Linked DNA regions of Homo sapiens: region 2 is linked to region 1. A link is a loop called in an ENCODE intact Hi-C map of the cell type or tissue named here. Cell type or tissue: sigmoid colon. All regions are shown on one strand. Each heading gives the region's core, and the rest is flanking DNA. Links, peaks and the distances in the headings are about the cores only. Region 1 overlaps NFIB (nuclear factor I B). Region 2 overlaps NFIB (nuclear factor I B).

Region 1 (16,954 bases), core at 4,791-12,790:
ACTTTATGCAGTAAAATGTTATTAATTTCTACATGTATGGGATTTGAGATAATTTGGTTCAATGAACAATTTGTCAAATGTCTATATTATATTGGAGGAATTTTTATAGGCATTGGGTACACAAATATGAATAAATTAAGTTTCCAGCCCTTGACCTCCTGAATGGAAAAGTAACTTTTACTATTTAGAAAAATCGGGGACTAAAATAAATAAGATTATGAGAGAACCGACTCCATGCTTTAGAGCTAGCTTAGTTTTAAGGACGATGAGCCGTAAATCTTTACATAAAATCAATAAATTGGCATGTTAGCAAAAACTAGCACTACTTGGTATATTGGCATGTTATTACAATTTGGAGAGTAGTTTGAAAAATTAAACTGGACTCTCAAGCTATATTTAGGCATTGTGTTCTGGTGTCTTAGGTACTAAAAAATAAAACTACTAATTTTTATACAAGTCTCCAGTTCTGTTATATAAATGTCTTCTCAGTTAAGTCTTTCTGAAATTTTAATTTGTTTCCAAGTCCTAGAGATTTATTTTTGATAATTTTGAAAATATTCTCATTAGTAAGGTAGTCTTAACTGTTGTGCTAAATTTCAGTTTGCACTTTCTAGAGTTCTATAAGGATATAGTATTAAATGTCAAACGCATTAAGCCAGAGGGCCCAAGGGAACACTGGGGGCTAGAGAGTAAAAATGCCAGTTTAGTATTATGTGCTCAATCAGGAAATAAGTAACAGTAAATAAGAGTGTGATAGCATGCTGACAGAACCAGAATCAGAGGCCAGCATTTCTGTTTTTTCTCTGTCTGTTGCCCAGGATGGAGTGCAGCGGCACGATCATGGCTCACTGTAGCCCTGACCCCCCCAGGTTCAAGTGATCCTCCCACCTCAGCTTCACAGGTAGCTGGGACTACAGGCACTTGCCACCATGCCCAGCTAATTTTTAAATTTTGTGTAGAGCTGGGGTCTCACTATGTTACCCATGCTGTTCTGGAACTCCTGGGCTCAACTGATCCTCCTACCTGGGCCTCCCAAAGTGATGGGATTGCAGGTGTGAGGCACCACACCAGGCTCCCCAGCATTTCCTAATGTGAGTTTAGGAATGTGAAAAGATATGCTACATACAAAAGAGTGGTCAGCTAAATTTGCAAAGTTTTTTTGTAACAAAAATTTCAACTATTTTCATTCATAAATGAATATGCAGAATATTTAATATGCTACTGTGTGCTGTGAATATCCAGGAGTGGCTCTTGACTGAACATGTTTATTAAGTTTGTGACTTCAGAACCTTTTATTTCTATCAAAGAATCCATAGGGAGCATTAATCCTAGGCCCAAACTTTGGAACACAGTGCTCTAGTCCAAACCACAGTCTGACAAATGATATAATCTCAAGATTTCTCTAGAGCTGTGGGAGCTGAGTGAATAAGCAGCTGTCATAGATGGTTGAATAACTGCTATCTGGGAGTCATTAACATTAAATGAAGTCCTAGAAAATGGCAGTGCAGACAGCTTAGTAACCATACTGGAAGAAGTTTTAAAGTTCTCTTTGGGGACCAAATAGAACACCAACAATTCCTTATATTCCTGCAGTTAGTATCACAGGGATGAAATGGCAAATATTCAAATACCAAAGTTTTGAACCAGAAAAAAAGAGAGCTACAAATGCTTTTGGTGGATGAATGTGAAGAAGAGATGGTTTGAATTTGATGTTCAAGCCCAATTTTTAAGTTTCTTTGTTTAGCTTCTTATTATGGAAAATATCAAAAGTAAAGAACTCTAAGTGAATTTCTAGGTACTACCCTGGCATTGGAAAGCAAACTTCAAGGATGCTTCCACCCTGAAGAGGAATGCCTCTTCAACTACACTGCTACACTGCTGTAATTGAAAAATCACAACACGATCTTCTTCAAAATGGAAAGGAAAACAATAAATTGTTGGTGAAGGCTTTCATCAGAATTCCCCACATTGCCTCCTAATTAGTGAATGTTTGTTCCCCCTTCATGTGTTCTAATCAAGAATAGCATTTTGGATGGGGTAAACTTGTATACATGTTAGAAGGGCTGGTACTGATTAATATGGAAAAGTCGTGCTCATATTTCTGTGCTCTGGAGGCTTAAAGATTTGAAAATACAGCATTTTGCAGAAAAACCACAATAGATAATTAGTTTGAAAAAATAACAACTTTCTATTTAATACTGGGTTTCTAGCTTGATGGAACACAGCTTAAAATAGGGAAGTGGGAAACCCATGGGAGATAATGTCATAGTGTGCCATACAAAGTTTCTCTGCATAAGAAAAGGTTTTATTTCAAATCTTTTTACATATTGAGTTCATGTTTAAGCTTATTGTGAAGTAGTTTGGAAAGCCAGTGTCATTTGAGTTATTAGACTCCCAATATCATATACAATAAGAAATTGATTTTTCAGGTACAGATCACAAATTATTAGAACCCTTAGTAAGACATAATTCAAGCTCCTGTTTCACAGCTAAGTAGTCCAAGGATCAGAGAGGCTGTCCTGTCCCAACTAATGAATGGCAGAGCCTAGATCTTTGTTCAAGGGATTTTTTTCATTTTCTGTTATCCTGCAGCCTGCCTAGGGAATCAGTATGTAAACTTACAAATGGCCTAGGAGATTTAAACACTGCTTCGCAAGTCTTCCCAGAGGGACACTTTTCTTGGAAAGCTTAAGGAAGACTCTGTTAGACCTAACAGAACTAGAATGAGAAAATAGAGGTGTATTTGTGAGTTTTCAGGGTTCTGAAAGAATTCTCAAAACAAAATTTTGAGATGGTAAAATTTTACATATACATACACACACACACACACACATAAATCAACTATTATTATTAGTGCCAGGATTAAAATTTTTTCAACTAAAATAAACTGAAGATATGAATGCTTTTGAAGAATAAATGTGGGGAAGAGTTTGTTTGAAATGAATGTTTAAGCACAATTTTAAGAAGTCTTTTGGCCTGGAGAATATTGAAAGTAGAATTGTAAAGTGAACCTCACTGTACTGTCACACAGCTTCAACTGTTATTAACACTTTGCCAGTCTTATTGCATTTACTATCTCCCAGTTTTTAAAAGTATTTTAAAGCAAATCCCAGATATCTGTCATTTTGCATGTAAATAGATCTGAATATTTCGAACAATGAACTTTTTTTTTTTACATAATCACAGTACTATTATCAATTTAACAAATATAACATTAATTTCTTAATATAATCTAACATATAATCCATGTTCAAATTCCCTAGAATATCTCAAAGGTTGTCTTGTTTGAATCAGGACTCAAATTTAGTCCATAGATTATATTTGTATTTTCACCTTCTTTTTAGCCTACACTGATTATTCGCCTCCTTTTTCTGTGTTATTTATTTATTGAAGAAAGCATGTAAATTTAAAAATTGTCTTCAACAAGCACATGTAAATGAAACATGGAAAACAAGATTCTATTGCCATTTGTGGTTGTCATTTATTTATTGAGCCCTTCCTTTCTGTCAGGTGCTTGGCTAAGTTTATATCTATTTTTCTTTTAAACCTGACAGAAACCCCATTTTACAGCTTACTAAACTGATCATGCTTAAGAAACTCATCATAGATCATGCAGATCATAAGTAGCAGAGGTAGAATGGGAACCCCTGGCTCTCTTGCTGAAGAAACCCATGCTCGTTATTGCTATATAATACTGTATCCCAAATAAGTCATTGAGATATTATGTTTATGATTTTGCAAACTAATTATAAAACCTCTGTTACAATTTTTTTTAATGCATGAAACTTCAATACAGATGAATGCACATAACTTCACAGGGGTTCGTAGACTCCTTAGAGATTCATGCATGTAGTCCTTGCTCTGAAATCAGGTTAAAATCACTTTTCCATTTAATAAGATAGTAATAAATAATCCTAAGTTCTAGAATGTCTTTAGTAGAAGTGTGTGATATATGGCCAGTTTAAAATGAGCTATATTTGTCAAAATATAAAAATAAAGTATATATTTATTATCATACATATGTTTTCTTTTAGTTCTGTTCTAGTCTTTTTGCCTTAAGCCTAGTGCACTGTAATTGTGATTAGGAAACTCTAAATACTGGTGTGGTCTTAGACAAATCACTTAACTTCAGTAACTCTTGAGTTTTCCCATCTGTAAAATAACAAAGTTGTATACTAAGATTTGTGTTCTAATATTTTAGATTTTGAATCTATTGGAGTCCAAGAATTTGAAGATCTTCAGTACTTGAGTCTTTCCAAAGCCGTCATTAACATGGATCTTTTGGAAAATTCAGAAAGTTTTCTGTTTCTTAAATTATTTTTTGAATGTTCATTTTAAACACTCTCATTGAATAACAATAATTGGGCTGCTTATGTGCTTGGAGGCCCCGTATATTTTGCTTTATACCTGAGGAATGCGCAGTTCTCACAAATGCATGTCCTGTCCTGCACCATTCTGGTGCAACAAATGATTGATAGAGATTGAGTTATTATAACAGAACCTTGTTATGGAATCAGTGTCTCCTACTTTGAAAACAAATGACTCAGCCAGACAGCAACATTTATTTTCTCTAAATGACTAGGGATGTAGCAATGGGAGACCATTATCCTGTGACAATATTCGGTTTCATTGACATTATCTCACAAATGTAATTGGTCCATTACTAAATAGAGGTTTTGTTACTGATGAATTTCACATGATTTCTAAAACCATTAGGATAATAAATATGCCATCATAGTAATTTCATTGACAGAATGTTCTTTTTTTCTTCATTTACATTTGTTGGAGAAAAAAAATATAGATTTAGGTTGAACTTAAACACTACAATTTATACCAATTTTGACTACTTTTCCATTAAGAGCAACAGAATATTGTGCAGAGTAATCATATTTGCATTGAGCTGCTGAACTGATGACCTTAAAATTTTTGTAATTCTTTTTCTACCACACTAAATCACATCAAATCATAATTGTTCTCAAGCAATTAGTTTACTACCTCAGTGTAATGATTTTATTTGAAGTAAGTTCCAGATCATTTATAGGACTTTCCTGTAAATCCACTAAAGTAACACATCAGTTAAATCAACTCTAACCATTACCAGCGTGGATAATAACAGCATTAGTAACAACAAAAACCTTGAGATGTCTTGTAGCATAAATGTTTTTAAATGTATGGCTTTTCCCCAAATGTTCTCCTCTGAAAACTCATCTGTAATCTTGTTAAATTAGAGCCCTTCCAGTATCTTTCTGACTTTTACAGTTAAGGTTATGGTATTGATTTTATTTTATAGCCCATGGCTCTCAGATGCTTAACATTAATAAGACTCCATAGCCAAGAGGTTTTCCCGAGAGGCATGGTGAATAGCAGCTATTTACCTATGCCAGTGTTTAATAAGTGACGAAAATATGCTCCAAGTCCTGCATAATTGTTTGATGTTTTTTCTCTCTTTCAAATTAGGTTTACACACATTACTCAAGACCCTTTATCATTGTCTGTCTGTTAAAATGAAATTGCTTAGTGGACAAAAGCATTTTGAAGTGTTTTTAAAAAGTAGTTTTCATTTATTCCATATTCACTGTTTTAGCACTGTTCTTCATTATTCAAAGGATTTTTTTAAGTGTCTCTGGAAGACATTTGTGAGCTTCAAAGAGGTTTGCTTTAACTTGGTATTGGGTGTAGGTGTAGCCTCGAGACCTTTTTTATAGCGAAGTGATAAAATTGAGACTTGTAGGAACATGCTACTTAACCGTGCTTGGGCTAAAATATATGGCAAGAGAGACTTAAACTATTAGAAAAGATTTTACTTTACTGAGGAATACAATAATATGCTCAAGTGTAATTAAGATTAAATAACTCAGTAATTAAAGTAAGAATTTCATTTATTTAACACAAAGACCACCATACTTTCTCATTTGAAAAGGAACTGATTTCATAAATTTAAAAAAAATGGTTGAGAAATCTAATTGAAGATGACATCTTATCTCCTCTTAACGTAGCTTGCCATTTTTTCCAGTGTTATTTTAGAGTGTGATAAATGTAAATATATATATATAAGGAGATACTTTCTTAACATGGCAGCTAATTATTTTTTGAATCATCTGGCATCATCATCAAACTACTGTAGTGGGATTACATCCATATGTCTTGTCATAACATTCAGAGCTTTTTGTTAACTTGGAGTGTGTGGGAAGGACTTGTTCACATTTGCCACACAATCATAAAATTTTACATCTAGAGGAGTCCTTAGACACAGATATTTAGATATTCTTTTTTCTTCACTGTATTTTCAAAAGACATTGTTTTGCCTGTAGCCAACTAAATTGCAAATGTTACATTGAAGCATTTCATTTTACAGTTTTGCAATATCCAGTACCTAAACTAATATGAAGCTTTCCTTCTTGCAGTGTAATGTGGGACACCTAACAGGATTCAATATTGTCAGCCCAGCTTTGGGAATTATTTATAGTATTCTGTGGAGCTACAGGCAACAATTTTCCCAAAAATATCTATTTTACAGTTTTTACAGTAAAAGTAATAGTTATTTGTGGGGAATTTGAAAAAACAAACTTTCAAATATGAAGAAGAAAATAAAAATCACCTGTAATCTCATCACATAAAGATAACTTCTGTTAGTATTTCATTGTATATATGCTAGCCTGTTTTTCTATGTATTTTTCTGCATTTCGGTGCGTTCTATTTCTATGAATGTATTTTTGCAGTAAATTGAGCTTATATGATATATGCTATTTTGTAAGTTTTTTTGTCTTTATAATCTAATGGCATTTTACCATATCCTTCAATTTCCTTTTTTTTTTTTTTTTTTTTTTTGAGACAGAGTCTCGCCCTGTCACCCAGGCTGGAGAGCAGTGGCGTGATCTTGGCTCACTGCCACCTCCACCTCCCTGGTTCAAGCAACTCTTCCTGCCCTAACCTCCCCAGTAGCTGGTATTACAGATGCACGCCACCATGGCCAGCTAATTTTTGTAGTTTTAGTAGAGATGGGGATTCGCCATGTTGGCCAGGCTGGTCTCGAACTCCTGACCTCAGGTGACTTGATCCACCCGCCTCGGCCTCCCAAAGTGCTGGGATTACAGGCATGAGCCACCCCATCCAGCCTTCCACTTTGTAATGAGTACATAATATGCCACACTTTGGCTACACCATAGAATTTTAAATATCTACTTTGCTGATGAATATTTAGATAGTTTTGGAGTTTTTGTATTATAAAGAGAGATACAGTGAACATCACTGCATGTAACTCTGTGCCTAATCTGATTGGGTGATTCTTGTCTAGTTCTTTTCACTGTCCCAAGTCCCTAGCATACTGCCTGGCATGAAGTCACCAAGTAGAAGTTCAGTGAAATTTTGCTACGGGAATAAATACATTCCTACTGTAGAATTACTAAGTTAAATCTTATGTCCATTTCTAAGGCTTTTGGTAAATATTGGCATAGATCTTATCAATTTACATTCCCTAGAGCAGTGCCTGAGTGGCTTAACTCCATTGTTATAAGCCGTAATAATTTCAATGTAGCACATGGCTCTATAAGCAATTTCAAAGCATGTCCTCTGACAGAAATTTATAGAACATTCTTTATGGCCCTGTGACTTTACCCATGCACCTCTTTTTTATCATTTGAATTTTATTTAAACCATCAAGGAACACACCATGTGTCTTCTCCCCATGAGCCAGGATAGCTCCATTTGTGAAGAAAATGGAGAAATTGAGAGGGTATTGTACAAAGGATTGTACAAAGCTTTCAAGTAAAGGCAGAGCCTGCTTGGTCTCTCTCTCCTTTCTTCCTCCTTCAGGACACACACCCTCACCCATCATCAGTCCTTTATTTATTAGGTAAAACCTGTTAAAGTAAGGATTGCTGTCATTCTCTACATGGAGATCCTTAGAAATAAATACCTCAAAGCTTTGGACTGGGATCTTAAGTATCTGGCAGGCTAGATGCTGCCCCAATCTGGCCTTAATAGTTGTCTTATTCTACATAACACTCATACACTTATAAATAACCTGGACACTTTCCTCTCTTCAACACTGTTTATCCCAGGGCAAAAACAGAGGCAGAGAAATTGTGGTCTTTTTAGCTTTCAGTTGGCAGTCATCTTCTCTGCCTTCTCCTTGTCCTCTGGGAACAGAGCCCAAACTGTTTCCTTGTCTCAGGACTGACTCTGGATTTGTGGCCTGAAGTAAAAATGTCAGATTTCAGCTACAAAACTCATCCCACACACTTGATTTGGTAGCCTGTCATTTACTACCTTATTTATTTTAAATAACATTATTATCTTATACAGATGGTTCTTTTCTTTTTCCTGTTGTCTTCCAGCTTCCACCCAACATTTTAATGGAAAGCAGAAATATCCCAGTTAAGCTAAAGCTCATTTTTCTCTTTCAGTGCTGTGTTGCTTGACAGAGTTTCAATGGAGTGATGGATGTGTTGACCACCTTTGCCTTCACCCAGCAATGAATTTGGTCTCTGAAGAGGTTTTCAATATTCAGAGTTTTTGTTTATCTAGAAAACTCTTTTAAAAAAAATCTATGAAAGTCTAATACTTTCAAAAGTCCAAAAAATGAAGAACTTTGAAAATTATGAGGGTGTATCAACTTGATAAAACTTGTCAATATAATATAATCTTGTCAAATCCCAGCCATTGGACTGTCTCTAAGCTAAGTGTGCTTATGTATGTTCTTTCCTTCTCTGGTCTGTATCAAACTCCTCTGGTCAGTATCATACCAGAGGGTCAAAGTTAACAGAAGTTTTGCAACTGTTTTCATTACACTTTGAGTTTTCTTCTGCCAAAAAATAACAAAAAAAGAAGATGAAGAAAAAAAGGAAGAAAGGAAAAAAGAAGACCGTATGCAATGAATCAAGCCTATAATCTCAACACTTTCAAAGGCCAAGGCAGGAGATCTCGTGAGACTAGGAGTTCCAGACCAGCCTGGGCAATATAGCCAGACTTTGTCCCTACTAAAAATTTACAAATTAGCTGGGTGTGATCGTGTGCCCATAGTCCTAGCTACTTGGGAGGCTGAGATGGGAGGATCGCTTGAACCCAGGAGTTTGAGGCTGCAGTGAGCCATGATTGTGCCACTGCAGCCTGGGCAACAGAGTGAGACCTTGTCTCTAAAATAATTAAATAAATTTAAATAAATAAATGAAATTTACACAATAATAAAAGATAGAAAGGAAAAAGAGGAATCCTGTAAATTGTTTAGCAGCTTGATAATGTGAAAAATAAAGAAAATATGTAGATATTTTAACAATGATTATAGCTTTATAAGCACTTAGCAATAAAACAAACCTTAACGTTAAATACTGGAGAATAAAAGTAGCCAGCAAATGGTGACTTGTCTCTATAGGGTTCATTTAGACTTGTTTACAAGTTACAAGTATGGCATGTAAATAAGGAAGACAATTTAGGAATATGTAAAATAATTACACTTTTAAAACATTTTGAAGGAATTTACTTCTTTGTTAACCAGATAGAAATAGGACTATTCTATCCTAGAAAAAGGACTAAATCATAGGACTGGCATGGTTAATACATTTTAATTTAGTGATATGGTTTGCTGAAAATAATAGCTTCCAGAAATTCAAGAATTCTTGCGTGTTCTTACATAATTAATTTGAAATTGTTAAAAATTGTGTTACTATAGGGAAGAAAAGGAATTTTTCAAAAAAGAAAATTGTATGTTTTCTATGTAGGCTTTAGTAGTCTGATTTGTAACCTTAATCTACTCGAGCATATTGGAAAAGCTAACATATTGCTCTACTATATGTGAAAAAGGAGCAGGTGTCCCAGACAGGCAGGTGTTAAGGTGCTGTTTGAGCTTGCCCTAGATCACTAGTTGACTTCAATGAAGTTCTACTAACAGGTGGCTAACTGATTGGAGTGCCATGTGACATTTATCCCGGGAGCGACTTGGATGACAGGCTGCTACAGACTGAGGAAGGGGTCTTTGCTTTGATGAAGAAATTGCCAAAACTCATGTCTCATTAGTGTTTCCTAAGGTTCTTTGGAAGTGAACAACAGTTTAATTAAGGGCTGACGTAAACACGTTTCTGCACACTTTCCCTGCAGCATTTTATCACATTAGAATTGATCAAAATTGTTGCCTTGGGCTGACTTGAACAGATATACATCTGGAGCGCAATTTGTGCAAGCTGCCGATGAGTCGAGTACATACGCTGTGTTTCACAGCGACTCTCTTCCTTTGTAGATGAAATTACCTTGTTGGGAGATGAGTTGATCTAACTCTTTATTTGCTTAAGTCCTTATCTCTTTGAAGTGATGACGTGAAATAAATAACACATCAAGGCCTAGGATGTATATATGTTACAGTGCCAAAAATATATATAGTATGGTCAGGAAAAATCGTGTGATAATTTGATTTTGCAAAATACTTATTTAAAGGGATGCTTAAGAATAAATGAACCAACTTTATCAGTAGCCTACTTGAACTTTTTTCTTACATGGTGATCTTTTATTCCATATTCAACTACACGATGAGTTTCTAAAGTCATAGCTAATTTTCCAGTTATAAATGTAAACATGGGTGTACACATTGAAGAATAACACCATCAATGTGAATCTTTTTAAAAAAATTATTCTCTCTAATCTGTCATTAAGAAGAATTCTTTCTGCAATCCAGTATTATTATGATTGCAACTATTTAATGCATTTCTGTCTTTAATTTCTGCCCTCTCTACTAAACCATGAGCATCACCAAGACAGGGACCACGTGGTTTTGTTTGGCATCTTGATGCATAGCCATAGTTCCTCACACTTACTAGAATCTCAGTGATTGATTTTCTTTTCTCTTTGCTTTACAGTCAGCTACTTCTCATCTGGTGATATTTATTCATGGAACATGAATTTTAAGATATACTGGCTATGGTTATTTTTCTCATCCTGCACTACTAGTCATCACTTCATAATACAGTTTCTTTCACATGCCAGAGATTCTAAAATAAGCTGCCTAGACACGGTGCCTGCTTTACCTCTTCTTTCTTTCATTTCTACTTTTTTTTTTCATTCTCTTCCCAAGTAGCATATTCTTCCAGCCTCTACATCTTTTTGTGTTTTTGGTAAAAGCATGTTCCTTAGGAGGTAAGCCATTAGTCACCTTTTTAAAAAAAGCATACGCAGTGGATACAAGTAAATAACAATGAAAAATTCATCAAGCAATATAAGATACAAACAAAAGATCATTAATGAAATCTAGATCTCAGGGATTTCCAAGAGAGATTACTTAAGGAGAAAACAAGTTTGTTCAGTGGATAAAACATTGTTCTATGCGTGGAATAAGGAGAGTGGAAATGCCTCATTTTCTAGTTCAAGGGAATGTCATAGATCAGGGATGGCACAGAGTTAAAAACATATTTCTCCTGCTCCTAATGGAAGCCATAAGAAAATTAGCTTCACTGAAGTTTAAACAAAATGGAATAACAAAGAAAAAGAGCTATTTAAAAATGTGATACTGTGGTAGATCTTGCAATGAGAAAGATACTGTTTGAAGGATACGATGCCAGCTGCTGGTTTTTATAAAGTGCCATGGAGAGGAAGGCCTGGAGGAGACTAGGAAGAAAATTTTTGGTTCAGCCAGGTACAAGTGAAAAGGGCGGTGAGAACAGAAAAAAAAAGTCAAATTTTTGGAAAGTTTTTTCTTCTAAAATCAATTCATTTATAAATTATTACTTTCTAAATCAAATTTAAATTGTTCTGTCTGATTTTAAGCCATCACTGGCCTCTACTTGTTTCTCTTCAACTACCAGCAACTCCTGCCTCCCTCCCACCAGTAGAAACATCAGCTAATCCTTTGCCTATCATTTTGCATCTCTTTTCAGCTGCTTTATTTTATGTATTATTCAACTTATGCATTATTATGTATGCATTATTCAAGTTATTATATATTTATGCATTATTCAACTTTATTATTATTCAACTTATTTTCAACTTAATCTTTTTATGTAGTATTCTTCCTGCTTGAGGGACAGTAGATTGTGTAAAGCGTGGTATTTGTTTTTCTTCACAGAAAGGTCACTTTAAAGTATCTTTTCTATATATTCATTCTTCAAACTTTTTTTTGTAGCATATGAGCACATTACACATAGAAACAATATCATTTTTCACCTTGGCATGAAGCCTTTTAGACTGTAGACATTCAAAATAAATTAAAATTAAAATAACACTAGTTTGGTTCATGATTAAAATGTAATAGCTAGAAACTCTATCTTTACTTTTTCCCCAGATAATTGATCTTTTATTTCCCCTTCTAGTCTAGAGAGGGTGTTTTTTTTTTGTTTTTTTGTCTTTTTTTTTTTTTTGAGCGGGGATTCACTTTTGTATCTTCCTAAGTTCTTAGCATAGTGCCTTCTGCATGCTGTGTAGCAGTGTATTTTTATTAATGGGCCAAGAATTAATTTCATTTAATGAGAAAACAAAGGCAATTAAACCTATATTCTGATACTACCGTTCTTCACCTGTCTCTAAAGCAAATCCTTTCAGTTTGGTCAGTGAACCTTCCCATTCTTATGTTTACTATTATAAGTTACTTTTGTTGTTTAAGGAAAGAGTTTGTGGTTCCTTTTGCAACTTGAACAGCAAATTGTATTCTGTTTCTTCTGTGTTGGTCTGTATAATCCTCTATGAACGTACCGTTATTATTAGGTGCATGCCCAAAAAAGAATTGAAAAAATAAATGGACCCATAATAATTACTCAGTAAAAGCAAGTGTGTCATTTTGGCTAAGAAAATACAAATGCTTTGCTTCTTAAAATTTATATAATTTACATTAAAAATTACATAATCATCTTCAACTTCTATATAAACACCCTTGATTTATGTGCCCTTTACAAAAGGAGACCCATGAATTTGCCTGAGTTTAATGAAAAGTCTGATATAGTTACAGTAGTTGCAGTTGCCTTAATTGATCCTCTTCTCCAGAAATGACATACCCAGAACGACACTGTTCTGTTTCTCAAGCTGTGGTCACATTAATTTTTTTTTTTTTTTTTTTGAGACAGAGTTTTGTTCTTGTCGCGGCTGGAGTGCAATGACACTATCTTGGCTCACTACAACCCCTGCCTCCAAGGTTCAAGCGATTCTCCTGCCTCAGCCTCCCAAGTAGCTAGGATTATAGGTGCCCACCACCACGCCCAGCTAATTTTTGTATTTTTAGTACAGACGGGGTTTCACCATGTTGGCCAGGCTGGTCTCGAACTCCTCACCTCAGGCGATCCACCCGCCTTAGCCTCCCAAAGTGTTGGGATTACAGGCGTGAGCCACTGCACCCGGCCTAAATTATTTTAAAATGAGGTATAATTATGCTTTATTATTTATTCTATGGAATTTTTAGAAACTGATTTACCCAGTTACATTTTACTTGAAATTTATATTTAAACATAGGTAAAGCAGAAGAGTATCAATAAAAAGTTCCCAGTTTCTTTTTCAAACAGTTAATTTTAAATTAAAAATTTGGAATGGCAAGTGATTGCATCATCTATAACAAGAAAGACAGAATAGAGGTTCTTTCCACCTCTTAATAATCTGTATGTCTATGATTTTACATCCATTAGTTAGAGGCCTATATTTGTAGTATTACCTTTTGAAATCACATAGCTCTTATGCGACATTAAGTATTATTTTTGGCATCTTGAAGATAGCAAAATGAGCTTTGTCTATTTTTTAAACCATGGTTTAAATTTTTTTTCTTTTTTTATAGTGGCATTAATTGCTGTGGTTTTATGAACAATTTATTTCTGGTTTTTTTTTTTTTTTTTGAAAAAGATATACAGAAATGGTTCTCTGACTCATCAAAGTTCTGATAGATTCACAACAGCCAGTTAGTCACAAATTGTAGCTTACAGCTACAAATCCGCCTGGCATTTTTTGTAGACTGTGATGTCTACTGCCTTTACAGTAGCATATTCATCCTTTAAATGCCACCATGCTGAAAATGCATATTTAATTTTATGAATGCCTTTACCAGAGCTTAGGTAATTTTTCAAATGGTAAAATGTAATGATAATTAGTTTCTCATATTAATAGCACCATAAGGTCTTTTTCTAATTTCAAGAAAACTCAAAAATGCAAATTGTGTACATTTTGTATGTGTGATAAAGTTTTGGTGTTTTTTTCTTTTAATAAAGATTTATTTTCTTTTAGAGATACATGCTGAACTACTTAGAAGCAAAGTTATATGATATCTGGGATTTGCTTCAAAGTACCACAGGGAGAGAAAGTGTAGATGGGGATAAAGATGAAATAAGATTTGTTATGAGTTGATCATTGCCGAAGTTGGGTTATCGGTACGTGAGGATTCATTACAATTCTGTCTACTTGTGAATACAGTTAACATTTTTCATAATAAAATACAAATTTTATAGCTCATCATTTTTATAACATTTTACTATGAGTTGATAAACTTCCATTAAAGTCAACAGCACTCAAGATGTTAAAACCAAGGCATATCTCTCAACTCCCTGCTTATTCCAACAAACTGCATGGTATAGTCTCTTAGTCAACTAAGATGATGACAGTCTACATTGCTTAATAATTTAATTGGGTGAACCCTGTTAAAATATTTATTGCATTAGTTCTATCATGATTCTTATTTCAAGCTCTCATGATCTATCTTTTGGCAGTATTAAATATTTATGAAATGAATGAGTGAATGAAGCCCGAAATCTCTGAATTCTTTTCCTATCACAGCACCTTTGCAATTCCTTCTTACTTGTCCACATCGCCTCACTAGATTTTAAGCTTTAAAGGAGCCGAAAGTGAGTCCAGTTCACCAGTGTGTCCCAGGCTAGTGCAGCATGTGGCATACATTCGGTCTTGAACAAGTATTTATGGAATGAATGTATTGATGAATCTGTCTTCTGAAGTGGTCTTCATGATTTCTGTCTCTGTTTTGGCCAGTCCGCCCTCCATTTAGTTTCTGGGGGAATTGTTTTAAACTGTCATTGTGATCATGTTTTGCCCATCTATGGCGTTTCTCCTATGAGGGTAAGCATTCAGACGTTTGTACAGGAAGCTGGAGACCCGTCATCCTGTGGGACCTGCAAGAGGCTTGCTCCTCTTCTTCATCTTTCACCACTCCACACACTGTTTACTTGTGTATTCTGTGCCATCTTTTTTTCTGAGTATTTCCTCTCTGAGAATGTCATCCTCATTCACATTTTGAAAATGGCACCAATGAGAAATGCCTTCCTCATCCTGGGGAGACTGAGACGATATCTGTCCTGTACATCGCAGCTGGCGATGTAGCAGCAAATGCCAAAACTTCCCTGCTCTCAACACACATTGTACCTCTCAACCATTCACAACCATTTTCTTCTAATCATTTTCCTCCTCACCAACAGTGAGCATCCCTAGAGCAGGAATTACTTTTAATTTCTTTGACATCTTCATTTTACCTGGCCAGTACAGAAACCCAGTAAACGTTTGCAGAAGGAGTAAATTAAGGAATGTACTTTTTGCTAATCAAGTGAATGAGTTTTCCATAAAAGCTGTGAAATCAGTGATATCGTGACCAACATACCTGAAGGTTGTTTTTCCCATTTGCAGCAGTTATCCTCTGTCGAAAGACAATCTTCTGAATCATATAAATCTCAGAATGAAATACTGAGGTAAAGAAGGCCTTTGTGTGAACCAAGGGGCTAAAGGAAACAAGACTTTGGGTTTTTAGAAGTTTAAGATTTATTTAGTAATGGGAATAATTCTGATGATAATTTTAATGAAGGCTTCTGCTAGCTTCCATGGAGATTGAACAAATATTTCAGAGCTCCAAGACAGCTGGATCGTTGACACTCAGAATATATTTTGTAAAAGAGCCAAAGTATAAGAATACTAAAATGTTGCAAGATGAGATCTGTCATTTGTTGACATGAACCTTAGAGCTTAAGAAAGTCATGGAGCTTTGGGTTTTTCTCTGTTTCTCGCAGATATGTCTTCTCCGACTACTATGAAGAAGCCTGAAAAGCCATTGTTCAGCTCTGCATCTCCACAGGATTCTTCCCCAAGACTGAGCACTTTCCCCCAGCACCACCATCCCGGAATACCTGGAGTTGCACACAGTGGTGAGGAGTTTCAAGCATAGAGGAGAAGCCTCCTTCTTGTCTGTAGGGCCTAACCCCCTTAGGGACGGAGCAAAAGTTTATAAATAGAGCTATGGCAACCATATTTTCTCAACCCATATGGTGAGGGGCACAATCCGATCAAGTATTTTTTCTTCTCAATTTATGAGAAAAGATTTCTCTGGGTGCAGGGGCTCACGCCTGTAATCCCAGCACTTTGGGAGGCTGAGGCGGGTGGATCACGAGGTCAGGTGTTCAAGACTAGCCTGACCAACATGGTGGAACCCCGTCTCTACTAAAAATACAAAAATTAGCCTGGCATGGTGGCATGAGCCTGTAATCCCAGCTACTCAGGAGGCTGAGGCAGGAGAATCGCTTGAGCCTGGGAGGCAAAGGTTGCAGTAAGCCGAGATCGTGCCACTGCACTCCAGCCTAGGCGACAGAGTGAGACTCCATCTCAAAAAGAAAAAAGAAAGATTTTCAAAGTCATACAAGTAAATAATATTTATAATATGTGTTTTAAAATTACCTTAATCAAAAAGATTGTTATCAGAAGAATGTGGAAAATATGGGTACATAGCTATCTTCATTATAGCTTCAGGATTAGTCCTGATATTTTACTAAGGGAAAGATGGAATTTCAGTTATGTTGCTGAGTTTAGAGTGTTTCTAAAGGCATTAAGACGTAAGGCACTATTTCTGTAGATGTTATTTTCTACATATAAATCAATATTTATCTATATGAGAGTAATCAGAGAATAAAAGGTACTTTTTTTGACACTTGTTTTATATGCCCAAATCCTTTGGGCTAGTACACTTGATATTGTGTCTGATGTCTTAATTTAAGTAGGAAAATGAATCCAA
Region 2 (16,954 bases), core at 4,154-12,153, 160 kb before region 1:
GTCATTTTAGAATTTTTAGTCTGATTTTAAATAATGGTGTTGGACATTGCACTTTTAGAAATATTACCTTTTCCTGAAAAAATGAAACATTGCATTTAATATTTCCATGCATTTAAGAATTACAGTCCAAATAATGATGGTTTGGGGAAAATAATATTTTTGTCCCATGTGTCCTAAAATAAAACTCAGTAACACATGACACTTATTTGATTGACAGATGTCTAGGAGGTGACACTTTAAGGTGGGCTGTATATATGTGTTGGATTGACTATAAATGTGTTGTAACTGTGTTGTGAAAGTCAAGGATGGAAGTAAAGTTTCAAAAAGTGGGTCATGTAACTTTTTAGTGCAGGGAGGGAAGATTTGCAACCACTTCACTACTGCTCACATTTTAAGTTGCTTGAAGGCTAGGTTTTGAGGTGTGCCTGCCTGCATGCACATTTACTCCTGGGGAAGGCAGCCAGCTCTCTTAGTTTTGATGAACTGACAATAAAGATTTGTAGAGATAGATTGAAAAAAGAAAAAAAACGCATAAATGCCTTCCATGTTGCACCACTGGTCATGATAACTATAAAGTTTTAAGCAACTCTTAAGAGACCATGGTTTTAGATAAAACATTGATTTTGTTGTTGGTTCAACAATCTCTATTGTAAGAACTTTTCATTATTTTATCTTGTGTATATAACTTGTATCCTCTGCTACCTGCCAGTGCATCATCTTCTCTTAACATCTGTTGGTTCTTCCTTTGAAAAACTCACGTCAGGATGCTTTTGTGTTTTCCCCTTTTCAAAATTTATATATTCTTCTTTGTCAAGTGTAGGTTAATTATGTCATTTTATAGTGCAATTGATTAAAGAAGGCAGATTTTAAAAGATAATTCTCCGGTCAGTTAGAGGGCTGCATATCGCGAGTGATGACTTTTTATTTGTCTTCTAAGTACATGATAACTCACCTAAGTCTGTTTTATAAATCAGGAAAAGAAGTATAAAGGAAAACACGAAAGAAAAATCAGAAAAGAGAAATGTAATGTTTGCAGCAGAAAGAGCAACAAAATTACGTTTCCCCCTTTTTCTCTCTCCCCACTTCTAAATGACTGGGAGAAAAACATGAGAAAGAACAGAGAGAATGCCAAAGATGGTTGCCACTGGCACCAGGATTGGCATCAGACCCTCTTTGTTTAGCTCAGGATGCCTGTGATTTGTTAGTTGGCATCCGCATTGCAGTGTGGAGTGATGTTACAATATATTGACAATTTCCAGATCTAGAAATGTCAATAGTCCTCTTGGTTATTTATACAAGATCACACACTGCATCTCTTCTGGAAGACGAAATAAAGACCAACATGTACTAAAGTTTCATTGTTGACCAACTTCCTATGCTTTTCTTTTTTCCCTCTTTCTCTTTTGGTTCAACCCACACTTTTTTTCCTTCTTCATGCCCAGCAGCCTCATCTTTCTGAAATGTGGGAAGAGTTACCAGAGCTTTGACACAAGCTATAGTGCTACATCTGCATCTGATATGGTTTGGGAAAAAATTTATGCTTTTTGAAATCATTTTTGATATATAGTTCATTAGACTTTTGCATCACGTGGCCATGAGGCAGTATTTTATTTAAAGCTAAATCTCTTTGTTATTCGGCTACTATGCATGTAGTCTGGTTGACCGCAATTCAGTCCATTTTGCTATTTCCTTATATTAGCAAAGGCTGATGTTCAATATAGTTGTTTATAAAATTAAATGTCTCCCTGCACTTCACCTAAAATGTACACATCATTTGGGAGTAACTGCGTTTAAATCCATAAAGTCATTTGATGTTATTGATTCAGAGGGCTGCGCTTCGGCTGTTTCGTTGCTACAAGAACCGCCATTTTGTTTGTGAAGTGCCAGGCGAGGGGGAAAAAAAAGGCAGACACTGTGTTTGATGCCAATAATGGTTGCCAGTGGCACCGAGGTTGGCATCAGACCCTCTTTGTCTAGTTGCTGAATGCCTTTGATTCGTTGGTTGGCATCCGCATTGCAGTGGGCACACTGGAAAGTTTTTGACAATCCCTGAATGAAAGCTGCTTGCTTGTTTGCTGCAGCAAATCTTAGCTAATATAAAACTCTTCCTTTTTTTAGGTTTTGTCTAAAAAAACTGGGACAGATTAAAGAAAAAATAGCTCTAAATGGTATCTATTTTCCCAAAGATATTAAAGACGTCCAATGATTCTTGGGCAGGTGTTACCTATTCCCCATATTGCCTTTGTTACTGCATTCATGAAAGCAAAGCAAAAACAAAACCAAACAAAAACCAGGCAAGCCTTGCACAGCACAGCTTCCTGGGATGTAAGTGTCCTATAGGATGCAGGGTGTGCTATGACAAGTGTGTGGAGGACAAACCTAACGTAATGATATGTGATGCATTCATTATGACTGACTGTTGCTCTCAGTCACATCACTGCTTATTTGCTATGCAATTTCTAGTTCCCTCACTTGCCACTCTTGCAAATTTTATAGTAACATTTTGAGAGGACTTCAGTTTTCCTCTCTAGTTAGAAATGTGTAACAGAATACATGTTTAAAAAGAGAGAGAGAAAACTTTAAAGAGGAGACCTATGCGTTAAGGTCTGAGGTAAAATCAGTCATTCTGGAATTTCTCGATTCTGCACCACACTGTTACGAAATTCTCAGTGCACAATTTTGTACACTGGGAAAATCAACCAAAAGCCTAAAATAATTTTGGTTAAAGTTTCCTAGATAGTTAGCGTTAATATTGCTTTTCAGTTAACCACCGTTATCTCGTTAATTAATAAGAAGGATTAGCAGTTCTACCCAAAGGGCTGCACAGAAGGAAGTCTGGCCTATGGGAGGCCTTGAGTTGCCAGACTGTGTCCTGTCTGAAGGGGAAAAAAGGAAGGGGGTGGTGGTGGTGGTGGGAGTCGGGGGGCGGGAGTGGGATTGGCCTTTCTCTGAGGCAGGAAAGCGTTTTGAAGAGAGAGGTCACAACACACCAAGACATTTAAAGATCTCAAGAGATAGCAACTGTTGTCGTGTATGTAACAGATTAGAGTTTAAAATGAGTCACCCTAACTGATTTTTGGACTGTACTTTGCACTCTTATTAAACATGTTTTGGAGTGTTAAAGAGAGCCCAGAAACCTCATTGCTATCCTGAAAAAGTAGTTTCCTTTAGCCTTGTTGAACCCTTAAAATTATGATCTCTTGTTGGGTGGCCACTTTTGTTGCTTTATTGTTAAATGTTATAATAATTGAAGTACATTTTGAAGTTGTGAAAAATGTGACTTATTTACAGGGGAAGTCATAATCATTATTACTGTTTTTGAAATAGAAGCCTTCCTGGTTGTCACATATCATTAGTGAGGAAGCAAATGCTAAGAATTATTTTCTTCCTACAGTTACTGAATTTCAGAATCCTTTTGGGTAACAATTATTTCTTTATGAAAAGCTTAAGTAGATAATTGTTTGCAAGTTGGCAGTGTATTTTAACATTTTAATAGATTTCACTTCATCTGCAGGTATTTCCCATTATGGGAAAAAATAAGCTTTCATAATTGATTAAAATGAGGCTGCTCTCTAGGATGATTTGGTGTGTCTGCACTGTGAAATGCTCTGGGAACATAAGAGTTTGTGTGTAGGAGAAATACTTGGTATGCATGTTTGATTTAGGGGAGCACTGTTAAGTTTTCCCATCTAGCAACTTGTCCTTGACTGAACTTGTGAACTCTAGTGCACATTTGTTTGCATTCTGGCTCATACACAATTCACAAGATAAAGAAGGGCTCTTATTGGCATGTCTTGCTCCTAGGCTTAATGAGACCTTTGTGGGAACATATATTGTGAGATAAGATACTTAGCAATTTTCTCACTGATAAGAAAACACAGTCTCCCACCAGAAGTTCACCCTCTATGCCATGAGGTCTCTGCCACAAGATAGCTTTAACAGACAATTTAAGAGTTAAACTCTGAGGCCCCAGTTGCCAGCTGGGGAAGCTTGGCATCTGTGTTCCGATATGGCAAACTAAGCTCTTGCATTGCAGTTAATATGATCTCATTTTTCAAAGGGAAGGGTGGGGGGAGAGAAGGAGAGAGGGAGGGAGGGATGGGACGCTTATTTGTTACATCAATTATGATTTTCAAATATTTAAAAATATATAGTGCCCCACTTTCTGGAGGCAGCAAAGGTTGGTAAAATATTCTACTGACAGCATTAGGCATCCTTCCCCCCACCCTGTATATACAGCACTACAAATTTTGTAATGAAAAATAGTTAGATTATGTATTTGGATTTACAGATTTAGTGCACAATGTCTCTTGTGTGGTAAAATAATTCCAAATATCTCCATATTTGTAAGAACCAAAATAATATGCATTGTTCGAGAATCGTGGTAATTGGAGAGGACTGTGCATTGCAGTGACAGGAGTGACGGTCAGGTCTCCTGAAGAATGCCTTCCTGATAGGCACAGTTATAGTGCCTGTGCCTGGAGACTTAAAGCTGGGTAGGAGCCATTGAGAGAGGCCATCTATTGCTACAGCTTTAGTTCTTTAAAGTTACTGTTTTCTAAGGTGGTACCTAAGAAGCACTTCCAAACATGAAGATTCGTAATAGATTTGGTAGGATTTTTCATTTACTTACTTGTTTTTCCCTAAATTTGGAATTTAGGAAGAAGCTGTCATAAGGAAGTTAAAGTTGTAATCCTCCATTAACTTTTTGCTTTTGAATTTGGCACTTAAAATTTGAAACAGCAATCCAAGATACCCAATATAGCAAGGTCTTTCTCCTCATAAGCTCTCACTCAGCCAGATTAAACTGAAAAACTAGACTGGTAGGCTATATAAAACCGTTTGCTTTCTGACACTAGCGCTCTTGCCATCACTGCTGGCCAGTTAGAATTTCAGCACCTGAAGAGAGAGGGACCCAACGGAAGGTTATGTCAGAATTCACAGGATTTCTTAAAAATTGAGATAAGTTAGTTTTCATTTCTGTTATCATGGTGGCTTACATGATAATGGACTTATAATCAAAGAAGTAGTTATTGCTTTGTTTGAAGCTCCAAGTTTGCAAAGAGTGCAAAGAGCACATGAAACACTCATTAAAATGGTCAATTATTAAATACCTGAAAATTATGGGCAAAGGCGATCCCTGGCTCTGAAACTAGCTTCTGGGTAAATGTTTCTCTTTGGTTTATGAAAGAATAGCATTTTCCAGTTTGAAGTTGATGAAAGTAGAACTTGCGGCACTTAAGGGGTTTTCCTATGTATGTGCTATGGCGGAGCAAATGATTAGCCAACATAATGTTCAAAGCAAATTTTCCAGCCTTTTTCCCTCCATCCTTGTGAAGGAGGAATAATTTTAGAAATCTCAAGGACTAGTGGTTATGCGATCGGAAACTTGAGTTATTACGGCTGCATGCCCCAGTGCCAAGCATAGCAAGAAGAGACGCTTCCTTCTGATCATGCTCACTTTTCTGTGGCAACGTGGTATGTTGTCTCATTTTAAAGTAAATTCTTGGGACCTTGAACTCCAGTTTTGTGATGCGGTTAATTTAACTGAATTTAGTTGTTAGAATTTGGCATAGAGAATAAATCATCAAACTGCAGAGAACTTGTGAAAACTAAGTGCGTTGTAGTAAGGAGTGAGTCTGTGGGATTAGCTTGTATTAGATTGAACGTTAGAGTGAGACTAATAGGACTTGAATGGTTGGGCTTTTTGGTTGTTATATTATTCAGAAAATTGGAAGAAATGGCTAACAAGTGAGGTGGAAAGTCCTTGAGGCTGAATTGAAAGCCACACATTTTTAAAAAACCTTCAAAATTTAATTGTTCTAAAATGGGAAAGCAGATGATTACATGCATAACTATATTGTTTATAGTAAAACACTTAGATACACATATTCTGTTTATGATGATAGCTTAAACAGGACAGCACTGATGAATCACTGACAAATTAAAGATCTCTGAACAAGGACTATATAATTAAAAATATGGGGTGATGGATGAAGTAATTTTACTATCAAAAGTTGCCTGGAGGTTGTGTATTTTCAGAATCCTATTTTAAGGCAGTTCAGAACATGTAGTAAGTTATTGATGAAGCATAAACCAGTTGAAAATGGAATTTGTTTAAACAAGTGCGAAATAAAATAAGAATTACCTTTAAGAAAAGAATTATTTCATGTTAAATACATGCAGTTTTAAAATTTTAGTTAGCTTCAACTCCATTCAAAATAGTCTATTTCTCAAAATAGTCAACTTAATAGTATTCATTGAATTTTGAAGTACACATCTCTCATAAAACTACATAAAAGCATTTAACAAGCATCCATTAATATTAAGCGACACATATATAGTCTCATGCTGAATGAAGATGAACTGTTTTTTTAAAAACCTGATTTTTCATACTCATTTTGAAAAAAATACATGGATAAATGTATTGGTGCTAACGGAATGGTAGAGCTTGGGACAAAAAATCTAATCATGAGCACAGATATTAGGAAAAAGTTATTTGAAGTAGGGTATATTCTGTAATTCATGTGAGTGGTGGATTACATTTATGCCTATGCTAATGACACGTCAATATGAAGTCTATACCCCTCTATTAGTGAATTCTGAAGTGTAAAAAATGTTCCTTCGTAGGACAACTTGTATTTTATTATTCTGACATCTGCAGTTTCTGGTTGGATTACCTTAAATTTGCTATGCTATGTTAAAAGCCTTGTTTTATGAGGTCGGTCTCAGCTTCTGGCCTTGGTGTCAGGAACCCTGCTACCTGATGCAACTTGCCTTGTTAGGTTTAATTGACCAAAGCTGATGTGTTAAAACAATTCATTTGCGCTGTAACTTACGCCCTGGCTAAGTTGCTACCTGAATCCCTTGACCTTGACTTGTTTGGGTCATGGAATGGCTGCAAGCTGTTTGACCTTTCTATTGTGTAATAATGTCACTGTTTCCTCTTATTCTTTAATGGTAATAGCTGACAAAAAGGCCCAAGCCCGCCCTTTACACACCAGTGGATTCAAGGCGTCCGTCTGCAGTAGCTACGTCTTCTGTTTGACATGGTCTGGCTGTAGAAGTGACTTTCTTTTGTTTGCTGACAGTGATGGGGACAAATTTGCAGCCCTCCTTGCTACAAGAGGTGGGGCATAGTATTCTGGCATTTGGAGGGATTTAGATCTTTTCTGCTTAGATTTTCAGTTTCTCTGTTTTATGATGGTACATATCACAATTTCCTTTTCCACACTCGTCTGAGGTTGACTTTTCAGCTTTTTATATTTATGGTTTCTTTAATAATTACTTTTCAGCATTTTCAGCTGCTACGATAAAAATATTTTATTGTCATAATATGAGGTAAAAGTGGGAAATTTAGTTATGCTGTTGGTTACCGATGTGAAAACAACTGACTTTTGAACTTAACACTATAAATCTTTGACTAGTACTGAAAAAATCTGTATACTAAACATGTAGGGTAAAACCAACATTTTTTTCTTTACAAATGAGTTAATGTTGTAACTTTATATATACCATCTTATGTTATAGTTTTAAGGGAATCCTATCTTTTGTGACTTAAATAGCTAAATTTCATGACATAGTAGAGAACCATTAGTAAATATGAAGATTTTATTTCTGTGGGGACTTTTGCCAGCATGTAAAAATAACTATTTATTTTAATGAATATAAAAATTGTTTTTTTTCTACTCTTCATGAAAACCTCATGTGCAAAAATAGCGAATTTTACCTCCGTTCTTCTCTTCTGAAGCAGTGAAATAATTTTATTTTTAAAATACTGGAAAAGCCTTCTAAAATGTTAAAACACAGATATTTTTATCCTACCAAACTCTTCTTTGCCAAATATGACATTATAGTTCATGATTTTCCTATATTTGCCAGATTAAATATTTAAAATCCAAGCTGTTACATTTTATTTTTAAATTATTAGAGGAAAAAAGGAAGTTTAAGTTAAAATGTACATTTCCTTACTTGCGTGTTGCGTACTGTTTATACATGTGTGTAGATACACTGACAGATGAGAGACAATGTGCTACAGGCGCTAGAACCTGGGAAAAAAGCAGTAGATTTCTGCATTCCCATCTAGAAAATATCTGAAAATAGCAGGTGAGAGGCTTTCTTTTCTTTCTGGTTTGTTTGTTTGTTTGTTACTGTTGTGTTTTAAACTGTTTTTCCCCCAGGAATGTTCACAAGATCAAGGAATTTAAATGCTTTTCAGAATGAATCATGTTGATAATCCAGAATCATAGGGGTCAAAGGAGGAAGGTTGAATGAAGTGCTCTGAATCTCATTTTAGTCCATGGCCTCAGTTTTTCTCTCTTCTCCTGTAAAAACTAGTCTAGAATAGAAAATATCTCTTTTGCCTTTCTGCCGGTTCATTAGCATCCTCAGGGGCAGCGCCAATGTGGAGTTGGCTTTAGATGTGGTTGGTGGGCTAAGGGGTCAGATGACAGTGAGACTGTGATATGAGAACAGCAGCCAGCCCAGAGGATTTAAAAATCTCTTTAGTTTTCTCCAGACGTCTACCTCAGTTCCTACATCGAAAGAATTTTAAGGTGATCTCACCTGTTGAGTTAAAGTTTCTAGTCCAACTTGTGTGTTATCCAACTTGGGTGTGTGTGTGGGCAGGGAGCAGGGGGTGTGCGCATGCACACACGTGTTGTAGGGAGTTGAAGAAGTGAAGTTAGAAGAAAAAGAGAAAGGCGGGGCTTAGATCTTGCAGGAATTACTTAAGAAAGATGGCTTATTCTTAGACTGAAGAGTAAATAATGTGCAAATTAAAGTATTCTGTCATCCTTTGAATTTTGAATTGCTTAAGACGTTCAGCATATCCCCCTTCTGCCTTTTCCATTTTTGTAGAGCACAGAAAATGTCTTAGTTCAGGCTACTATAACAAAATAACATAAACTGTGTGACTTACAGACACTAAAGCTTATTTCTCCCAGTTCTGGAGGCTGGAAGCCCAGGAGCAGAGTGCCAGCATAGTCAAGTTCCAGCGAGGGCTCTCTTCCGGGTGGCAGAGTGCCAACTTCTCCTTGTTTCCGTACATGCAGCAAAAGAGTGAGAGCTCTCTGGGATCTCTTTTATAAGGGCACTAATCCTGTTTATGAAAGCTCCAATCTCATGACCTAATTATCTCCCAAAGGCCCCACCTCCTAATACCATCAGATTGGGGGTTAGGATTTCAACGTAGGAATTTGGGGAAGACCCAAACATTCATTTTGTAACAAAAATCATGTGCATAGAATTTGACATTTGGGGTTCTAGTCTTGGCTCTGCCATTTATCTGCTTTGTGACCTTGGTCAAGTCACTTCAGCTCCATGTGCTTTGCTTTTCTGTTCTGTAAATCGAGGATTAAAATGCCTACTTCACTGTGTTGCTTTAGGATTAAATGAAATAATTCATGTAAGTAAAAGCAATAATGTTAATAATAGCAATTACTACTATATATGAAGGAAAATAGCATAATGTAGACTGCCAGGGAGACTATCCAGTAGTGAAAAAAAGGAATGACTGGATATGAAGCAGAGGGTCATCATTTAGTTCATATTTATCTCAGGTAACAAGACATACCAAAGAGGAAATCGAAGTCCTGCTCACTGTAGTGCGCGTGAATATTTGTTAGTGAAAACTCTTTGTGTAGGCACATGAAGTTAGCTAGTTGTGTGTAGTTTTAAAACCCATTTAAATTAGAATGATTGTATGGTTTTAGAAGCCTTTTTGTCTCAGATTTACCAGAGACTAAATTTATTGATCAATCTAGGTATATTTGAAGGGAAGGAATCAAATAATTTTATTAGTGGCTCTCTGAATAAATAACTCAATTTTGGTGTGGGTAAAGGGTGTCCTATCAAGTACTCGTAATTCACTGCACTCCAATAAAAGTGTAAAACTGTCATGTACAAAAAAATTAAATTGCCACCATTTGGGAGAACTACACTTACGTTTTAGATTTGTTTCGGCAGAAGTGATGATGATGTGGCTAGATGGGATAGTGCTTTGTTTGTTTGTTTGTTTGTTTGTTTGTTTTTTGAGAAGGAGTCTGGCTGGGTAGCCCAGGCTGGAGTGCAGTGGCGCAATCTCGGCTCACTGTAAGCTCCGCCTCCCGGGTTCACGCCATTCTCCTGCCTCAGCTTGCCGAGTAGCTGGGACTACAGGCGCCCTTCCCCACGCCCGGCTGAGTTTTTTTTTTGTATGTTTAGTAGAGACGGGGTTTCACAGTGTTAGCCAGGATGATCTCCATCTCCTGACCTCGTGATCTGCCCGCCTTGGGCCTCCCAAAGTGCTGGGATTACAGGCATGAGCCACCGCGCCCGGCCAACTGGATTGTCCTTAAAAAAGCATGCTGCTGGTTTTCAGACTCTTTTTAAAGTCCGAAAGTATCATATTTAAAAATGACCCTTAGTTGAGTCAAAACCTCAAACCGTTTAATCAGTTGCATGAATTGTTTTGATTTTATTGCCATTTAATTTTTCTCCTTTAAGTCACTCTTTCCCATTCCTCCTTTTCTATCGTGTTAAGAAAATTAAATAATTAAATGAGCTCCGTAGGAAATAAGTTAACATTTATTACTGAAATTGACTTCACTTTTGCTAAGAACAACTGGAAGCCAAGTGGAGAATGGTTACAACATTTACTTCTTACGAAACTGTGATTTGGGATCACCGTGTTTGACTTCAGTAGCTCTGGTTGGTTGTGTCCATGGAGGTCCTTGGAGGAACTAGTTTCGGTGCTTGTTTCCCTACGGCCACTGAACTGCACCCCTCACTTTGCACAGGAGGTTTGGAAAGTGGAGAGATTAGCTCATATCCACAATCCCTACTAGGAAAATTTAAATCACGTGTCACATTGACGTAGGGTAAAAAGGCATCATATTCTTATATGGAGCACTTTATAATAAGTGTATCACGTACCTAGGGGTTCTAGCCAGGAGTTAATAGGAAAAGTTATTTCACTGTTTGTCCATTAGTTAAAGGGTAACTAGGGTGTACGGAAAGCAGGATCAGTACATTGATTAGCTTGTTTGGATTCTGGCACATAATTTTTAATAATCTGTGGCATTCCTTTTCTTTTTGATAACACACTGGTGTTTAGTAGCAGTTCTGTTCATGGGATACACAAAACTCGAAAATCATATACATGAAACAAAGTGCAGCCACAGTTTTTAAACATATGTAAACTGGGATTGCTGTTGATGGCAGAAAGATTTGATATGATGTCTTTCTAATGTATTTGAAAAGCTTTGCTTACACTTATGATTTAAAGTTGATGTTCACTTAAAGTGGGAGCGTATACATGGTTGTTAAATTCTAGTTGCCTTTCATAGCCTCTCAGAGATGCTTGCATATTTCTTTATTCCTGATGGTAAAGCATCAACATTTTAGGATATGACTTATAGTTATCATGTAACAATTTCTGTTCTATTTACAGTCTCCAAATAAGGGAAAAGCTGCTTATAGTAATATGAGGATCACTGGTCTTACAGTAATTAAATAGACTTGTTATACTACATTAATCCCTTTTGGAACATTTGGAATGACTTCTTAGTACTAACAAACACAGCATTAGGGCCTACAATTAATCTGCTTTTCGTGTCCAACATTCGTATAATATAAAACATGTGCATGGAGAAACATATTTTGGGTTTAAGATGAGTTCATGGGAGGACAAGATGAAATTATTTTGGACTGTTGAGCAATATGAATATAATGCCAAGTACTGATAAAATACGGAATTCATTTAGAATCAACATAGGTAGACAGACTGTTTTTAGTAAGGTTTTGTTTTTTGGTGAATACCATGTTTGGGCTGTCAGACTTACTTTTCCCCTGAGATCCATATTTTGTACATGACATACCAGATATATGCAATATGAAACGGAAACAGTTTTTCAATCTAATATCCAGGAGTTTGTGTTAATATCTTGTGAACTTGTGGCTCTTGGTATCTGGCATTGATAAGGCTGTCTACTAATCCTAGAGAAAGGGAAGTAGACTCCGTTTTAAAGTCTAGTCCAGTCTTATTCTTTAGTTCATAGAAATGGTCTAAGTTAATGATAGACTCCGCACTTATGTTCAGAAAGCATCATCATTACAGCTTTGTTGAAGGGACTTCTGAGTAAGGATTATGTTTGCGTCTCCTGTTGTGGAAGGCCCATGAGGCGTAATTTCCTCCTCACCATGGGCTTCTTTATTATTGTTGAGTTTTTCATACTCAGGGATGTGAATTCAACCTTGGGTGTTCCAGTTACAGAGAAAATATTTCATGAAGGATGAAGTGTTGGTTCAATTCTAGGACAGATTGCGTGCATATATACAGAGTACTATGGAAATGCTGGGATTATTGAGTGGTTTGCAGCCATTTTCGACCATGTGCCTGGGACTAGCTAACACATTGTCAGGGAAAAACATGATGTAGCAACAATATTAGATCATGCAAATGAGACTACTGAATAGTAATAGTTATGGGCAATATTTTGGAAAACACTGATTAGTGACAGTTTTATTACAGCAAATGTATGTATCAAGTCCCCAGATTTCATTGTAACGCACTGAAAACAGATGTCAAAGTGTCCCAAACAGAATTTCATGGTTAATCTACATATTGCATGGAAAGTACAAACAAACCATTTAGAATTCTGTTATTTAATCCTTTTAGAAGGAATGAAAATATACAATTTAGATTTACTCTATTCTTTCTTTTAATTTCAGTTTTTGTTTTGTAGGGGATGACGATAATTTTTTTTGTTTATTAAGATGCATATAGGAGAAGACATATCTGCGTATGGACATAATTTTACTTAATGTACTTTGAAATGTAAGTTTCTGAACATAAGGTCTTTACATTAAAAAAAGAAAAATTAGACTCTAAATTATTTAGTGACCTGATAATGGAATTACCTTCTTCCATTCCTTTGTTTACTGATGTAGAGATTCACTCTACGCCATATAGTGATTGAAGCAGCTTGCTGAAGTGGAAGAGAAAAACATTGCTGGTCCTACTGTTTGCAGGTGCTTGGGAAACTTTGTCCCTCTCAGTAACTCAGTTTCTGTATCTGTCAGGGAAGAGAATTGGCCTAGAGGACATCCACTATCCCTGTTAGCTCTAGCATCCTAGGAATTTGGTTTCTGGTTATCTTGGCAGAGAGCAGTCCTCTTCATAGTAAGCAATACTTAATAAAGTTTAGCACATGCTTGTTAAATTTAGGGTTTTAATACATTTTATTTATTAAAGAGAAATAGAAAATGTGTAACCTGACTCTTGAGTAACACTTTCATGTTGCTCATTTCAAAGTCCAATAGTTAACTCATTTGGTTCAATGTAGATAAAAGCTTACTTTTTAAGAAAGAGGTCTTTAACTTGTAGAATTTTAGAGCCGGGAAAATCCCTACAGATCTTCTCACTTTACAGTTTGGGATACTGAGTCTAAGAGAGGCCCAGTGCTTCTTTGGATGCGTTACTTTTACTGCTGTAGGAGGAAAAATAAACGTAAATTATCAAAAAATAATGAAAGGTTATTATTTCGTGAAAACATGGCAGCAATTTTTAAAGGAAAATAGAAGAAAAATAATGATTAAACATCTTGTATTATCATTTGTAATTAAGATAAATTAATTCAAGAGACTAGGTTTTTTCTTTTATACATTTTCATAGGAAGTATTCTAACGAAATCAATCTGCAGCCATGGTCTTTCTCTTTTTTTGTGTGTGGATGGAAGATACACTAAATTGCACTCAACTAATACCAAAATTTGATGCTGGTTGAAAAACAGAAAGGACCCATTAAAAATATATGGCCAATTTTCCAATAACATAAGAAAAGATGATTGAGATTTGTTATAAGAAAACTTTTTTTTTTTTTAACTGAAAGTCAGATTTTTAAAGAAAAGGTCAGAGCTAGTTATGAGGAGCTGTTAGAAGTTCTGCTTTTGGGTGTTTGTAATTTTCCGATTAGCTTGATAATTACTACATCTCCCTTTTCCTTTGTGTGGCATGTATCATCTCAGTTAAAGAATTTTTTTTTAAGTTTAAAACAAACATCCATATCTCTTTTATTTAAGAGATGTTTCTGAGAATTTTTTTATTAGTTTAATATTTAGTAAATAAAACATATGAAATTTACAAGGGGAATTTAATTTCAAAAAGCAACTTTCAATGAATCTTTTTGTTAAGGTAGAAATTCTTTTACAGAGTCTCTGTCGCCCAGACTGGAGTGCAGTGGCGTGATCTTGGCTCACTGCAACCTCCACCTCCCAGGTTCAAACAATTCTCCTGAATCAGCCTCCCAAGTAGCTGGGATTACAGGTGCATACCACCACACCTGGCTAATTTTTGTATTTTTAGTAGAGACTGGATTTCATCGTGTTGGCCAGGCTGGTTGTGAACACCTGACCTCGAGTGATCCACCCACCTCAGCCTCCCAAAAGTGCTGGGATTACAGGCGTGAGCCACCTTGCCTGGCCAAGAATTCTTTTATAAAATGAAAGAGTTGTCTATAATTTATGTTTTAGAAATGCCCTGTGTGTGCTTATGTATATCAAGAGACTCTGGAATAAGGCAAAGATTAACACATTGAAACAGAGATATTAGAGTATTAGAAAAAGTTTAATATCAGCTACTTCTAGTAGCTAATTTCTAGTTTGACAGTATATGGTGAAAGTTTGAAAGCATGTTTTTCAGGCACAATTGTTGATGGAAAAATAGGTGAACAAAAGATGGGTACAATGCAAGTACAGGAAACCACAATCAATAGAAATGTTATGAGAGCATACTATAAAATAGATAATATGTATTTGTTGAATGAATGGATGAATGCATGCAAGTTATTTATACTGAATATAGAACATTAGGGGCAAATCAGATTACTGTTACTGAGGTAACACAAGAAAGTTCCTCAAACTAGGAAAATCTCCTTTTTACTGAGGCTTGTTTTCTTTCTTTTGTATATGCACTAGTGATTGGTCACTGTTTTAGAAATACATTTCCACTTTATGTGTATATTTTTAATGTTAAGAATGAGTAAAATAAAACCATGTGAATTACAGGGTCTGTATTAGCAATAGCACGTATTCTGGAATCTTGCTGTGAGTTTTAATGTTTGTTTTATACTATTCACTATGTAGTTGGGTAAATTAGTTTTATTTTCTAAGATTCAGTTTCCTGAGCTCTGGAGTAGGCATGCACTTTATTTGGCAATTGTGAGGGTAAACTGAGAAAATACTTGTGAAGTGCTTACCGCCGCACCTGCCGTATTGTAGACGTGCAATACTTTCTCTGAGCTTTCCAGAAGACTTGGTCTCCCTTTTGTGGGCAGAGCTTTAAGTTAAGGGCAATGCTATGCCTAAAGTGCGGAGAAAAATATTAAATTTGGCAAATTTTCCAGTTTCCTAGGTATATGGCAAAAATTTAAATACTGTAATTGCTATGTAATGTCTCAAAATCCACTCCTAATGTGAATGGTATAGAGCCACAGCTAATCACAATGCCTGTTTCAATATTTGTGAGTTACTTAAGGAAATAACCTTCCCTAGAGTACAAAGACATGATAGATTCTTGTATAAATTTCCTGGTACAATCCAGTATACTTTACTACTATCCATTTTTCATGAGGTCTTTCATTTGGGTATAAGACAATCCCAGGCACAAACATAATGGGAGATAAAAGTGAACATACTCGTAACTGTTGCCTAGCGGGGAGTGTTCAAGGTGATGGTATTTATTTATGCAAGGAACTAAGACTTTAAAATCCCAAACATTTTCATGGTCTGGAATGGTGATGTGTTTATTTTTTTCCTTTATGTTTCCAATAGCACTGACTTTTAGTCCCACAAATAAGGTTGGAAGAAATATCTCAATATTATGAGTAAGATTATTCTCTGAAGAATAATTTTGACTGTTTTCTCTTATTCATTAAAAATGACACATCATTTAAAAAATCATTTCACTGGTAATATAATTAAGTCCCTGGATAATAATCCTTATCTTGTCATTTTTTATTAGTCTTTAGATTTTTTCAAAGTGTGCATATGTATTTATATGTGTGTGTATGTATGTATGTATATGTATGTGCATATATATGTGTATTTATATGTGTGTGTGTGTATATCTATCTATCTATATCTATATGGTATACCAAATATATAGGAAAATATAACCTTCTCACCAACTACCAAATATTGGTATACCAAATATATATTGAACCTAGTTTGTGAAATTCTTAGTTCGTCTATACTGCCCCATCCCCTCAGCCAAATAAAAAGTGAACATAAGTTCTTAGATGACAGTGATCAGGTGTTATTTTCATACTTCTTTTCCCCTTGTTCTCTATAAGGCAATATACAGTGGGCTTGTTGATTCTTTAGTTCAGTGTTGATTATATATATTAATGTATGTACATGTATATGTGTGTGTGTGTATGTGTATGCATATATATATGTGTATTTGGTATACCAAATTATATATTTGGTATATATTATATATTTTGGTAAATATTATATATTTGGCATACCAAATATATATATATGTATATATATATATATATACATATACACACACACATACACACACACACACACACACACACGCTTTGGAAAATCTAATGACTAATAAAAAAGGACAAGATATAATATATATGTGGTATATTAAATCCTTTTATTTTGGTATGTGTTTAATATGATTCCGTATGTATCATCATATAGTCAAAGAAGTAGGCATTTGTGGATTTATGAAAATATATCCTTCAAGGAAAATATAGAACATTTGAACTAAAGGTGAAAAAATGAGAAATGCATTTATGGAGTGGAAGCACTGTACTGAGCACTGTTTTCAATATTTTAAGGAGCTAGGAAAAAACGGTGAAATACTGATGGCCTTGTCCGAGTAATTTACAAGTAGAAATGAGAGGGTCATGGTCACTTGCAGTGTTTATGAAAAACAAAAATACCAAAGATAGTGG

Evidence for each region. Hi-C counts contacts between places; a loop is a spot of excess contacts. Peaks named below come from ENCODE experiments on the same cell type or tissue, not always from the same donor. Only the 100,000 strongest peaks of a DNase experiment are listed, where the experiment ranks them.
Region 2: a loop joins it to region 1, with 2.6 times the contacts of the local background. A loop is called at or near these places in 2 of 110 quality-filtered maps.

Annotation. Positions count from the first base shown.
Region 1 is chr9:14,124,772-14,141,725 of GRCh38, reverse strand. NFIB (nuclear factor I B) reads left to right here. Exons shown (of 11, transcript NM_001190737.2): 7 at 15,960-16,094. Among named protein-coding and RNA genes, the nearest start is that of NFIB, 180 kb to the left of the region's middle. In sigmoid colon, for the core only: no CTCF peak of the experiment used is centred there; no DNase peak of the experiment used is centred there.
Region 2 is chr9:14,288,710-14,305,663 of GRCh38, reverse strand. All of the region lies in intron 2 of NFIB (nuclear factor I B), which reads left to right. Among named protein-coding and RNA genes, the nearest start is that of NFIB, 17 kb to the left of the region's middle. In sigmoid colon, for the core only: no CTCF peak of the experiment used is centred there; a DNase peak (open chromatin) is centred at 8,993.